4 separate regions of the Homo sapiens genome follow, and all the other regions are linked to region 3. A link is a contact called in ENCODE Hi-C or POLR2A ChIA-PET data. All regions are on one chromosome and are shown on one strand. The core of a region is the stretch at or near the end of the contact, and the rest is flanking DNA. Distances in the headings are between cores, read along the strand shown. Region 1 overlaps LOC105376197 (a long non-coding RNA gene). Region 2 has its middle 87 kb from the start of SLC44A1. Region 3 holds the start of CT70 (cancer/testis associated transcript 70). Region 4 overlaps ABCA1 (ATP binding cassette subfamily A member 1).

Region 1 (3,114 bases), core at 36-2,535, 150 kb before region 3:
ATATATATATATATATATATACCGGGTGTGGTGGCATGCACCTGTAGTCCCAGCTACTCAGGAGACTGAGGTGGGAGGATCCTTTAAGCCCAGGAGGCAGAGGTTGCAGTAAGCCGAGATTGCACCACTGCATTCCAGCCAGTGTGAAGATCCTGTCTCAAAAAAAAAGAACTGTCCTACGCTGGTTCTTGGGGCTTGGGGAGAGCCATTCTCTGCCTCAGACACTACAAATAACACAAGCATGGTCGGTTCTCTCTAAAATAGACACAAAGAAATTACAGTGACAGGACCAACTAACCTTATAGTAGGTTAAAGTTATAGCCTCTATGGAAAGAGACACAGCACCAAGGGAACAATAGACCTTGTCACTCCACCAAAAATGATAGACTGCTTATTGAATTTGTATACTTCATTCAAACATGAGCAGTGAGCATGGTCTTGCAGTTAGTGAGGAGCCCTGAAGGTTTCAGAGGCGAGTGCCTGTCTCAGGGCGTTGAGTCAGCCAGGGAATCAGCTCTGTATCTTTCTCAGTTTCAGGTTTTGTTGGTCTTTGTGATATTTTGCCTGGAGGATGGGTGGAGGGTCACCTCAAGAAGCGACCACAACTCAAAGTTATTTTATTCTACATTGCAAAGTATGCCAGATAGAAGAAAACGCCCCTTAGCTTCCCTTTGTCATTCAACACCAGGAAGAAAGAGGAAAATGGAATTGGTTTTCTCTTTTTTTTTTTTTTTTTTTGAGATGGAGTCTCTGTCGCCCAGGCTAGAGTGCAATGGCGTGATCTCGGCTCACCGCAACCTCCACCTTCTGGGTTCAAGCAATTTCCCTGCCTCAGCCTCCTGAGTAGCTCGGACTATAGGCGCCTGCCACCACGGCCAGCTAAGTTTTTTGTATTTTTAGTAGAGATGGGGTTTCACCATGTTGGCCAGGCTGGTCTCAAACTTCTGACCTCAGGTGATCCACCCACCTTGGTCTCCCAAAGTGCTGGGAGTACAGGCGAGAGTCACTGCACCCTGCCTGGAGTTGGTTTTCTTTGGGCTCTGAGGAACACACAAAACAACAAGACCCGTCAGAGTTCAGAGAAACCAATCTCGTGGGGCTACATTGGAACAGCTGAAGGTTTTTTCTTTTTTCTTTTTTTACATTTTTAGACTTCCCTTTGTTTTCTTACAAAACATAAAAACTCAGACTTTAGTTGCCTCTAGGCCTTTCAGAAGAAGCCAGCTGTGGGGAGGGAGGCGGGGCCGCTAGGAGTTCTGCGAACAGATTTTTCAGAGCAAGTGTTAGCATCAGCGGAGCTCTGGTCCTCCCTGTGGATTTGTAAACCAACCTCTGACACCCATTCAGCAAAACAACTTCACCTTTCACCTACTTTCTTTGTTTTCCAGCTGTTTGGTGCATGTTCTGTGTGCATATGTAAGCAACTCTTGATGATTTTGTTTGCTTATACTATTTCCTTCTCAATAAAGAGAAAGAATAGGGCATGAGTATGTCACTGTTGGGCGGGACCCCAAGGGGATCTAGAGATTGTGACCCAGCATCAGATGACAACCCTGGCCTCAGACAAAGACCCTTTGTTTCACAGATGAAGCAACTGACACCTGGATGACTTGCTCCATGCTGGCAAAGGAGTGATTGGATCTAAAACAAGATTTTTAATGCTCTCAATTAAAATTCAGAGTCTCAAGGTTGAAAAGGACTTTGACAATTACATATCCAACCTCACACAGATGCTTGAATTCTGGTCTCTAATGAGTGTACAGTGGCCGGGCGCGGTGGCTCACACCTGTAATCCCAGGACTTTGGGAGGCCGAGGCAGGCGGATCACGAGGTCAGGAGTTCGAGACCAGCCTGACCAACATGGTGAAACACCGTCTCTACTAAAAATACAAAAATTAACTGGGCGTGGTGGCGCATGTATGATCCCAGCTACTCAGGAGGCTGAGGCAGGAGAATTGCTGGAACCCACGAGGGGGAGGTTGCAGTGAGCCGAGACTGTGCCACTGTGCTCCAGCCTGGGTGACAGAGAGAGTGAGACTCCATCTCATAAAAAAAAAGGAGTGTAGAGTGGCCACGTGGCCACTACTGGTCTCACTGGAAGATGAGGAGATCACAACTGTCCCAGCAAATGGAAGCTCTTTCATTTATTTCCATGGGTGCAGGATATCGCCCAGGCTGCAGTACAGTGATACGATCTTACCTCACTGCAACCTCCACTCCCGGATTCAAGTAATTCTCCCTGCCTTAGCCTCCCAAGTAGCTGGAAATTACAGGCATCCGCCACCACACCTGGCTAATTTTTGTATTTTTAGTAGAGATGGGGTTTCGCCATGTTGGCCAGGCTGGTCTTGAACTCCTGACTTCAGGTGATCCGTCTGCCTTGGCCTCCCAAGGTGCTGGGATTACAGCTCGCCACTGTACCTGGCGAGCTCTCTGTTTTTGAATCCGTTACTTTCTATCAGAGTTATACAAATATCAATGAATTTTCATTAAAAAGGCATTTCCTGGAGCACACTTCATTTACCTTTGATCAGTTAATCGGAGAACACTGAGAAGCCTTTAATTTCCACAAGGGATATAGCCTTTCCTAAACATAACCTGCTTATTTGAGGCAGAATATCTTGTAACTCTAACCTTACATAGAACAAATTTAGGAAAATGCTGGTTTGAGCTATGGAATAAAATTCTTAAAAAGGTACATGTTAATTAATTTTTTTGTGAGTCAAATATTTTAAATGTAATAAGAGGAATTTACCACTCAAAAGCAACCAATGGAAAATATATTGCTAAACATAAAGAAGATTATTTATGTAATATAAATAAAAATGTTGGTGAACATATTCTGTATTATGAATCATTCTGGAATGATGTATGCAAATCTCTCACTCATTCTTTTCGAGATAGGGTCTCACTCTGTCACCTAGGCTGGAGTGTAGTGACATGATCATGGCTTACTTTAGCCTCAACCTCCTGGGCTCAAGTGATCCTACTACCTCTCAGCCTCCCTAATAGCTGGGACTACATGTGTGCACCACCATGCCCAGCTAATTAACAAAAAAATTTTTGCCCGTGTACAGTGGCTCATGCCTGTAATCCCAGCGAGGCAGGAGAATA
Region 2 (3,269 bases), core at 514-3,013, 170 kb before region 3:
GAGCACGGCTGTGCTCCAATAAAACTTTATTTACAAAGCAGGCTGATAGTTCACTGATCCCTGACTTAGACTATTAGTTTAGCCCCGTCTCAGACATTGCTTTCACGGAAGATTTATTCTGATGCCATGAGCCATCTGCTCAAGCTTTAAAAGCTTCCTCTCCAGCTCTTGCTGACACATTGGGCCAATATGAAAAGGTGGGCCAATATCAAAAGGTCCTACAGATGCCAGTCACTTAGATTTGTATTCTCTAATCTTGTCCATGAAGTTTCTACACAGGATCAATTTCCTTATTAAATGTCACTGCTGTTATCACCAATGTTCTTGGGAAAATGGACTGAAACTGCTGACAGAAGCACAGAGGAGACCCCAAAGAGCCTCTAAAGAATCATAGTGGGCGGGGCACAATGGCTCATGCCTGTAATCACAGCACTTTGGGAGGCAGGCTCACGCCTGTAATCACAGCACTTTGGGAGGCAGAAGCGGGCAGATCACCTGAGATCAGGAGTTCAAGACCAGCCTGGTCAACATGGCGAAACCCCATCTCTACTAAACGTACAAAAATTCGCTGGGCATGGTGGCAGATGCTTGTAATCCCAGCTACTCGGAAGGCTGAGGCAGGAGAATCACCTGAACCTGGGAGGTGGAAGTTGCAGTGAGCCGAGATCATGCCATTGCACTCTAGCTTGGGCAACCAAGAGTGAAACTCCGCCTCAAAAAAACAAAACAAGAAAGAAAAGAAAAGAAAAGAAAACAAAAGAAAAGAAAAGAAAAAAAAGAATCACGGTGAGTCTATGTTTCTTGCATAGAACCTCTGGGGTCCCAAGTGGCCATGGAGGCCACAGTTCTACTTCCGGCCCTAGCCCCGCCCCTACCCGCCTACCCACCATCGCAATGCATGATGGGCCACCACTTCACTTGGGCCACATCCACGAGACCCGAAGCTTCTTCCAGGTGGTGTGTGGCTGCCCCGAATGCGCTTTGAGAACATCCACTCCTTCCCCAATTTATATTGGGGGAATCAATAGTTTTTGTGCCTATCACCTCGTGTAATCGCAAAGATTTGTGCATAAAAGTTATGCCAGGCCGTGCACGGTGGCTCAAGCCTGTAATCCCAGCACTTTGGGAGGCCTAGGCGAGTTGGATCACCTGGGATCAGGAGTTCCAGAGCAGTCTGACCAATATGGAGAAACCCCGTCTCTACTAAAAATATAAAAATTAGCCAGGTGTGATGATGTGCACCTGTAGTCTCAGCTACTCTGGAGGCTGAGACAGGAGAATTGCTTGAACCCAGGAGGCGGAGGTTGCAGTGAGCCAAAAGCGCGCCACTGCACTCTAGCCTGGGCGACAGAACGAGACTCTGTCTCAAAAAAAAAAAAATAAAAATAAAAATAAAAAAGTTATCCCATTTCAGGGTAAGGGGATCACTGTATTTATTCCTCTTTTTAAGTCCAGTGGAAGTTAGGGATGAAATTGCCCAATGTGAGCCATGCCTTTTTAGTCTCGTAATTTGTTTCTCCCTGGAAGTCCTTAGCAACAGGCAGGAGACAGCAAAGTTCCCAGTGCACTGTGCTGAGTGGCAGAGGGTAGACCTGGCTCCATAGGAAGTCTGTCAGCCACAGACTGAACAGCTCCGTGGCTTTTGACCATATTTGCAGTGTCTCCCAGAGTTGTGAGCAGAAGCAGAGAGAGGATGCTGTGCACCAAGCGCTTGTAGGATCAGGCTTGCCCTGGCAGTCAGGCCATGGCTCTGGTGTCCAGATGATGGAGGGCAGGCCTCTCTGCTGTTGTAGCCGGGCTAAGCAAGTATGTTAATCTTCCTTTGTCACTAGGTGGCAGAATATAATTAAGATGTCAGAATTTCTTCCATAACATTGGAAGGCGTTTCTAGTTCCTTCTTAATGACCTCCTTCATTACTTTGCAGTATTTGCTAATGCCGTTTAGGACTGAGGCAATGAAATAAAATTTCCTTCTGCAAACATTTTCTATATTTATCCAGGATTCTACTTTTTTCATTTAACTGGCTTGCCTCTTAGGGAGAAGCATCCTTAACATAAAGTACATTCTCTTCTTAATGGCTACTGTTTGGACAATCCAAACTTCTTATTTTTATGTATTATTTTGTTACTCTTTGTGGGGTAGAAATAAATACTCTCCTGTCACATGTAAAATTTCAAATAGGTTTATTATAATGCATAATGTGATAATCCATTTTATAAATTAAAAATACATGAGTCCACATTGATAATAAATAGCTTTATTGATTTTCCTAACTATAAAGGCAATAGACACTCATTTAAAAAATTCTGAAAATACAGAAAAGTATAAAAAAGAAAAAATAATAACCAGTAATCCCACTATTCAAAGAGACCAAGCAGAAGGATGATAGAGTACCCCTGAATAATTGATCTTATCAAGTTGATGAAGCATAATTCTAAAAAAAACACATGGGTAAATATATGCCTCATAAAATATAATCCTGGGCTACCTGAAGGCCTGGGTCAGCACTTAACTCTTTTTTTTTTTTTTTTTTTTTTTTTTTTTTCCAGATGGAGTCTCACTCTGTTGCCCAGGCTGGAGTGCAGTGGCATGATCTTGGCCCACTGCAACCTCTGCCTCCCGGGTTCAAGCGATTCTCCTGCCTCAGCCTCCCGAGTAGCTGGGATTACAGGCATGAGCCACCACACCCAGCTAATTTTTGTATTTTTAGTAGAGACAGAGTTTCACCACGTTGGCCAGGCTGGTCTCAAACTCCTGACCTCAGGTGATCTGCCCACCTCGGCCTCCCAAAGTGCTGGGATTATAGGCGTGAGCCACTGGGCCCCGCGAAAACTATTTTTTATTAACATTTTATTATGAAAAATGTAAAGCATATACAAAAAAGTAGGAAGAACTTTATAACAAACCTGATGTATCCACACCCAGCTTCAAAAATTATCAATACATGGCGAATCTTGTTTCATCAATGCATGCTGACTTTTCTCCTCTCTAGTCTAGATGATGTTGATGATGATGATGATTACTGTTATTATTTGAGATAGGGTCTCACTCTGTCTCCCAGGCTGGAGTGCAGTGGTACGATCATGGCTTGCTGCAGCCTCGACCTCACCAGGCTCAAGCCATCCTCCCACCTCAGCCTCCTGAGTAGTGGGACTACAGGCAGATGCCACCACACTTGGCTCATTTTTAAATTTTTCCTAGAGACAGGCTCTCACAATGTTTCCCAGGTCTGGCCTCAAGCAATCCTTTCTCCTTGACCTCCCAAGGT
Region 3 (3,363 bases), core at 188-2,687:
CCTTTGGGAGGTAATTTGGTTTAGATGAGGTCATAAGGGTGGAGACCCCACGATGGGATTCATGCCTTATAAGAAGAGACTCTAGAGAGAAGTCTCTAAGAGCGTACAGTGATAAGATGGCTGTTTGCAAGCCAGAAAGTGGGGCCTCAACAGGAATCAAATCAGCCTGCACCTTGATTTTGTTCTTCCAGCATCCAGAATTATGAGAAATAAATGTCTGTTGTTTAAGTACCCAGCACGAGAAGACTAAGACAAATACTCAGAGCAGAATTTTCAAGAGAAGCAAAGCATTCCTGTCCTTTGAAGTTCCCATCTGTTTCCCAGCTATATAAACACCGCAGAGTGCATGATAAGTATGTTTGCTGCGTGAATGCAAGAACCCTCCTCTGGGAAAAGTCACAAACAAGCTACTTCACCCATTGCCTGACACAAAGGCAGCTTCCCCCTTGAATAATCTGGGATTGAAAATGAGTTCATTCAGCTATAAGCTCACCGAACGAACACCAAATTCAGCAACTGTGAGCAGTGCACTCTGTCCCTGCCCTTAATAAGTGAACAACCCAACTGTCTTCTAGAAGGGTTGATCACTTTGTAATTTTGTAATGGAAACCCTCAAAGGAGACCTCCAATAATGAGAACTTCTTTGTCTTTAGCATGGCCTGGGCCACTCACCCCATAGAGCATGAAGCTCTCATAGGTCTTCAGATTGGCGATGGGAGAACGTGACTTTGAGCTTTCAGCTTTTTATCTCTCTAAAATAGGACAGAAAATTTCAGCTCTGATATTCTCTGTGGGATTCCAGAACAACTTCCTTGAGTCTCAGTTTCCCCATCTGCAAAAAGAAAATAGTCACAGCACCTACTACCTCATAGGTTTCTGATAAGGATGGAATGAGTAATGCCTATGAGAGTGCCTTGCCAAATGTGCTACAGGTGTCGTTTGTGTGTTTTAGGGCCAAAAACCCACTTTGAAGCACGGACCCTTCATGGAAATTGCCCTTAACTGATTGGATGACCGTGGGCCAATTAAATGAACTCACAGGGCCTCAGTTTCCTCTTCCATGAGGGGTCATTTTGAGGTCTTTCAAAGGGTTGTGAGAATCAAAAGAAGGGCGCCCAGCACCACGCCCGCCGCGCACACACATGGCGTTCAGTAAGTGGTTCTCTCCCCTGCACCGCGTCTAGACCTCGTTTCTCCACAGAGAGTGGGTGGCAGGAATTTTCCAAATCGGCTCGATGTCCCCACTCCATCGCTTCATGCACTGGCCCAGGACACACCCATAGTTTGGCGAAGTGCAGACTTGGAGAAACTTGGGGGAGAACGGAACCCAAGGCCCAGCCCCGCGCACGCGCGCCGCAGCCTTCGCCCAGAGCAGCGTCTGCTAGTTACCTTTCACCTACTTCGCTGCGACTCGCCGCGCGGGGTAACTCGAGGTCAGACTCGGGGCCCCGCGCGCTTGCGCGCCGCCCGCTGCCCGCCGCCCGCCGCGGCTGGGAGTCCGGAGGTTTCATCTTGTGATGGTTTCGGTTCGGCTCTCAAATGGAGGGTGTGAGCTTTGCAGACGTGCCCTAATTCTGGGTCTGGCGGGGCGACATTGGGCCCTCTGAGCTGCCACCCTGGCCCTGACGCCCCATTACTCCTCGTTCCTTCCTCCCCCCATCTGTTGTCACGCTCTCCCTTTTCCCACAGCTGGCCCCTATTCAGCTGTGCCGATTGCCCCACATCCCTTCTTCCTGCAAAAGGCAGATGGGAAGGGAGCTCTGTCTGGCCTATTCCGGACAGAGCTCCGGGCTTCCGAGTGGAGCATGAGCCCGCGGAAGAGCCACGTGGGTGCAAACTAAATGTTCCCATTCTTGCTGGGGAGGGGCCGGACTTAAAGACCAGGTTTCAAATGAGAAGGCGCACATTTTCTGGTTTTTGTCTTCCAGATGGCTACGTTGAAGACAGCTGGGGCTGCCGCACGCCTCGGGGTTACTGTCGGGCACCCGGCGGGCGGGGCCGGCGCTGGGGCGGGGGAGGGCTTCCTCGCCCTCAGAAACCACATTCGCAGAAACGTTTTTAACTGGCAAGGTTTCGAGTTCCCAACCACAGCACCCTCAGTGATGGTTTTCAGAAGACCTTGTTAGCTCCTCTCCTCCAGAGACCCATCCTTCGCTGACATCCCACCGATTTGGGAGCAGGAAAAAACAGACTCCTGCAAAATACCTCTTCTTCCAGTGCCCTGTACCCCTCTCTACTTACTTCGAGTCCCTGCAGTCCAGCAACAACCCCAAACGAGTGAAGGGAGGAGACATAGGTTTGTCCAGGCTCTGCCACCGACGGGTGATTTGGGATGAGTCCTTCTCCAGTATCATTATCTTCAACTGTAAAACATGAGGGTTAGTCCGAATGATCTCCAAACGCTTCAGCATTAAAGTTAGGTGATGAATCCTAAGATTTTGCAGTTCTATAATGTCACATCTCCTCCGTTTCAGAGAGGGCCCGCAGGGAATCTTGTTAAGGATAACTGCCATCGAAGTTACAAGTTTGTTCTGTGATTGAAGAGTTTCAGGTCTTCTAGATTTCTTTGGCATGACGCATAACTATTTCAAGATACTAACATTTGGGCAGGGCGTGGTGGCTCAGGCCTGTAGTCCTAACACTTTGGGGGGCCGAGGCGGGCAGATCACCTGAGGGTAGGAGTTAGAGACCAGTCTGGCCAACATGGTGAAACCCCGTCTCTACTAAAAATACAAAAATTAGCCGGGCGTGGCGGTACATGCCTGTAATCCCAGCTACTCAGGAGGCTAAGGCAGAAGAATCGCTTGAATCCAGGAGGCGGAGGTTGCAGTGAGCTGAGATCACGCCACTGCACCCCAGCCTGGGCAACAGAGGGAGACTCCTTCTGAAAAAAAAAAAAAAAAAAAGATACTAACATTTAAGGTTAAGAATGTAGGTCATTTCCCCAGAGGACTAACAGACTCGAGGGCACACACCCCAAATTTTATTTCTTTGACTCTGTCATTGCCCCCAGAACAGTATATAATGTAGCCAATTGTTGTGGATTTATTGTTAATGAATAAAATAAAATTTGTGACTAGCAGGGATAGGGGTCCTATGCTGTCATTTTAATATGAATAGAGTTTTTAAAAACTCACAGATAAATGTATCACATGAGAAAAAAATACAAAGGCTGAACATAGAGCAGCAATGTTAATCTGATAAATCGTAAATAAGTGTATACATTTTAATAGAGATTAGTACAAAGACCTGTAATTAGTTTTTAAAAAAACTACCAACATCATTACAAGGACAATGGAAATAATGTACCAATAAATATGGAGCTTCCTTATATTTCTACCTTATGTAATCCTCACGATGATG
Region 4 (3,209 bases), core at 174-2,673, 130 kb after region 3:
CACAGGTTGGTGCTAGTGTGTGAGTCTAAGCCTACATGGGTGGATATCCACGTGATCAGGCTGCAAGTTCTTTGTAGTGGAGGATCTTTGGCCCTCCCTGCTGCTTCCCAACCCAGCGAACCTACCACACCATGCACGTGCACAGCCAAGGGTTGTTGACTGTTTAATCAGTCTCTGGGTTCTTATGTCTCATCCGGGGGATTCACTGATAGGAGGCTGGAGCTTGATCACATCCAGATGTTCTCATCTTCAGAGCCTGTTAACATAACAGAAGTCTTATAAACATGCTGAGCACACTCACTGGTCTGGAGAGTGTTGCAGGATGACCTAGGCCCATTGCAGGGGTGGCCTGGGTCGCCCTCCCACACTTCTGCCACCCTGCTTGGGAAGGAGGGAGCTGTTTTGAAGTTCCCTGGTGCAATATGATGTATTGCTCTGGCTCTGCTCAGGAGGAAGCTATGGCCCACCTAGTCAGTGAGGGTTAGCTAATACGTGTATTCTGTTTCTGTTGAGGTTTCACAGAGGCCTTTTTTGACCCTTCATTTTATAGATAAGGCAGTGGAGGCACAACTACATGAAATGACTCGACAAATAAATGGATTTAGAACCCAGGTTTCTGACTCCCAGGGTGGTGCTTTTTCCATGGTTGTACAGTGATTAATGTCTACCTTTTCACACCAGTCCTCAACTGAAGACACCAGCTTACACCTTCCTTCCTGTTTCTCCCAAGAACAGAAAGTGACCCCGGATGTCGCTTTCTGTTCCTGGGAAGGCAGTTCCAGTGGTTAGAAGTCCTGTTCACTCCTGGGGTGTGGCCTGGGGATGGTCCTGACATCCCTGGGCTCTTCCTGGACCTGGCCAGCTAAAAGGAAATCTCCTATGATGGTACTCAGATACTTTTGGAACCTTGTCAGCCCTAATCCCATCTCCTAGTGTTTAGTATTCAGCTACCCTTCACTGGGCAGTAATTCTGTGCCAGGCCTGATCTGGGCATTGGTGGTACTAAGAACGCATATTCCCTATCCTATAGGCATAGTCTGGTAGAGACAACATGCAAGTAAAACAATGTTCCTTAAACTGTGGTTCCACACCTCCCTCCCCCAACATTAAAAGTGTAAGGGATGCTTATTCAAATGTAGATTTGTAGGCTCTGCACTCTAGACCCACTATTTCAGAATCTCTGGGGACTGGGCCCAAGAAACTGCATTTTCGCATGCTCCCTAAATGAAGCTTAGGTGCTCTGAGGTTTGACAACTGCAGTAGAGAGCCTAATGCTAACAGTGTAGAGTCACATGTGATGGGAAGCATCAGGTAGGTAGCAGTTTGCAGGAGCACTGATTCTGAGGGACACTAACTGGGCCTAAGAACAGCTACTGGCTGTCATGAGGAATAACTAGGAGCTAGCCATAGAGGGGTAGCAGTGAATCATTTCTCTAGCGATGTAAATCTTGCTCAATTTATTCTGTCTATATAACTCAATATTACTGAAGTTTGCCTAAAGCAGAATACACCTGGATCATACAGCATTTATGAGAGACTGGCTGGGCTGTCAGGCCCTCCTGTTACTTTATCTCTGCATGTGACCCTCTTAGCTCCGCGGATTAACTCCTGTCCTCATTAAGCCTCACACTGTAGCCCCATTTTCAGATCAAACCTGTTTCTCTTCTGGTAAATGATTTCAGTTTGCAAAGTTTGCCCTCTAGAGGTTGCTTAGTGCCTGGCCATGTGGGCTCAGTTCATGTGGTCCTGATGAGCTGGTTTTATCTTTATTACAAAGAAGTTAGGCTGTTAGGAGAGTGGGTTGGAAGGAGAAGAGGTAGACAGCCAAATGAGATGAGTCAGGGAAAACTATACTGTTTCGGAGTCATAGGGCTCCTACCAAGCATCTGGTCAGAAACCTCTCATTTTGGAGATCAAGAAATTGAGGTTCAGAAAGATGACATGAGGTACGCAGGGACGCCACCAGACACAGCCTCCAACTCTAGAAACTAAAATTCTGGATTCTTAGTGCTGCTTTTTCTGTTTTGTTGCACTGGATTGAAGCCTTTTCTAACTGTACTCAGAGGGCCTATTATTTAGGGAGATTCCGTATGAAATCCTTTAGCAATCAAATCATTTAATAGGGCTGATGGTTTAAATATATGTTAATGTGTTTTCCTAAAGCCTGGCAGACCTGGGTTTTGGAGCTTTGTATCACATGTTTTATGTTTGGAATGAAAATGAGACCATGTCTGTGAAGGCACTTTGATATGCGTAATGCACTCTGCCAGTGTTTGTCAAAACATGGTCCCCAGGTCAGCAGCATCAGCATCACCTGTAAGTGATTCTCCAGTCGCATCCCAGGGCCGCTGTATCAGAAACTCTGGGGGTGGGGGTGGGGGTGGGGGTGGGGGTGGGGGTGGGGGTGGGGGTGGGGGCCGGCCCGGCCCGGCCCGGCCCGGCCCGGCCCGGCCCGGCCCGGCCCGGCCCGGCCCGGCCCGGCCCGGCAGTCTGCATTTTAACAAGCTCTCCAGGTGATTCTGATGCATACTTAAGTTTGAGAACCATTGCTTGTTTTGCATTAAACAGGAGATTAGTCTCTGCAGCTTGTGGGAATAAAGCTTTAAATCTCTCCAATTTTAGCTCTGTGAAAAGGCAGTGGGGAGACAGGAATGAACGGACTAGTGCCACAAAGCTCAGGTGGGGTGGGTGAGATCATTTAGAAGAGAAAGACCGGGCATGGTGGCTCACGCCTGTACTGTCAGCACTTTGGGAGGCCAAGGCAGGTTGGATCACAAGGTCAGGAGTTTGAGACCAGCCTGCCTATCATGGTGAAACCCTGTCTGTACTAAAGATAAAAAAAAAAAAATTTGCCAGTCATGGTGATGCATACCTGTAATCCCAGCTACTCGGGAGGCTGAGGCAGGAGAATCTCTTGAACCCGGGAGGCGGGGGTTGCAGTGAGCTGAGATTCCACCATTGCACTCCAACCTAGGTGACAGGGTGAGACTCCGTCTCAAAATAAAAAAAAAAAAAGAAAAGGAAAGGCTGTGTGTGTGTGTATGTGTGTGTGTGTGTGTGTGTGTGTGTAACAGCACCATCACACTGTTTGAGTTGAGGAGCACATGCTGAGTGTGGCTCAACATGTTACCAGAAAGCAATATTTTCATGCCTCTCCTGATATGGCGATGCTCCCCTATCTCATTCCTGTGTGTGTTTAGCCAGGCAAC

The links. Hi-C counts contacts between places; a loop is a spot of excess contacts on that map. ChIA-PET counts read pairs that join two places held with the same protein, here RNA polymerase II (POLR2A). Pooled maps may share reads with other maps.
Region 1: a loop to region 3 is called in a map of right lobe of liver, with 2.8 times the contacts of the local background. The contact joins the enhancer-like site here to the promoter of CT70 in region 3. A Hi-C loop is called at or near these places in 15 of 168 maps with a recorded cell type or tissue (CD14-positive monocyte, CD4-positive, alpha-beta T cell, CD4-positive, alpha-beta memory T cell and 9 more), 15 of 37 single-sample maps with no recorded cell type and 19 of 50 pooled maps. POLR2A ChIA-PET finds 5 or more read pairs at or near these places in 14 of 52 experiments (BJ, CD4-positive, alpha-beta T cell, CD4-positive, alpha-beta memory T cell and 10 more).
Region 2: a loop to region 3 is called in a map of heart right ventricle, with 4 times the contacts of the local background. The contact joins the enhancer-like site here to the promoter of CT70 in region 3. A Hi-C loop is called at or near these places in 33 of 168 maps with a recorded cell type or tissue (CD14-positive monocyte, CD4-positive, alpha-beta T cell, CD4-positive, alpha-beta memory T cell and 25 more), 11 of 37 single-sample maps with no recorded cell type and 36 of 50 pooled maps. POLR2A ChIA-PET finds 5 or more read pairs at or near these places in 5 of 52 experiments (AG04450, H1, HEK293 and 2 more).
Region 4: a loop to region 3 is called in a map of heart right ventricle, with 4 times the contacts of the local background. The contact joins the enhancer-like site here to the promoter of CT70 in region 3. A Hi-C loop is called at or near these places in 26 of 168 maps with a recorded cell type or tissue (B cell, CD14-positive monocyte, HepG2 and 20 more), 23 of 37 single-sample maps with no recorded cell type and 37 of 50 pooled maps. POLR2A ChIA-PET finds 5 or more read pairs at or near these places in 9 of 52 experiments (BJ, H1, HEK293 and 4 more).

What each region holds. Positions count from the first base shown.
Region 1 is chr9:105,136,847-105,139,960 of GRCh38, reverse strand. All of the region lies in intron 3 of LOC105376197 (a long non-coding RNA gene), which reads right to left. Among named protein-coding and RNA genes, the nearest start is that of SLC44A1, 110 kb to the left of the region's middle. RefSeq lists enhancers at 1-533, 534-1,513, 1,514-2,493. Within about 2 kb of position 1,285, at least 2 of the 41 ENCODE cell types and tissues checked have a DNase peak (open chromatin) inside an H3K27ac peak, as active enhancers do; they include right lobe of liver, where a contact is called at or near this core.
Region 2 is chr9:105,155,830-105,159,098 of GRCh38, reverse strand. No RefSeq gene overlaps it. Among named protein-coding and RNA genes, the nearest start is that of SLC44A1, 87 kb to the left of the region's middle. Within about 2 kb of position 1,763, at least 7 of the 41 ENCODE cell types and tissues checked have a DNase peak (open chromatin) inside an H3K27ac peak, as active enhancers do; they include adrenal gland, heart right ventricle and transverse colon, where a contact is called at or near this core.
Region 3 is chr9:104,989,869-104,993,231 of GRCh38, reverse strand. It overlaps CT70 (cancer/testis associated transcript 70), which reads left to right and starts at 1,437. Exons shown (of 4, transcript NR_184160.1): 1 at 1,437-1,546; 2 at 1,929-2,415. RefSeq lists a silencer at 1,884-2,153 and an enhancer at 1,088-2,287.
Region 4 is chr9:104,861,910-104,865,118 of GRCh38, reverse strand. All of the region lies in intron 5 of ABCA1 (ATP binding cassette subfamily A member 1), which reads left to right. Among named protein-coding and RNA genes, the nearest start is that of ABCA1, 65 kb to the left of the region's middle. Within about 2 kb of position 1,423, at least 7 of the 41 ENCODE cell types and tissues checked have a DNase peak (open chromatin) inside an H3K27ac peak, as active enhancers do; they include CD14-positive monocyte and heart right ventricle, where a contact is called at or near this core.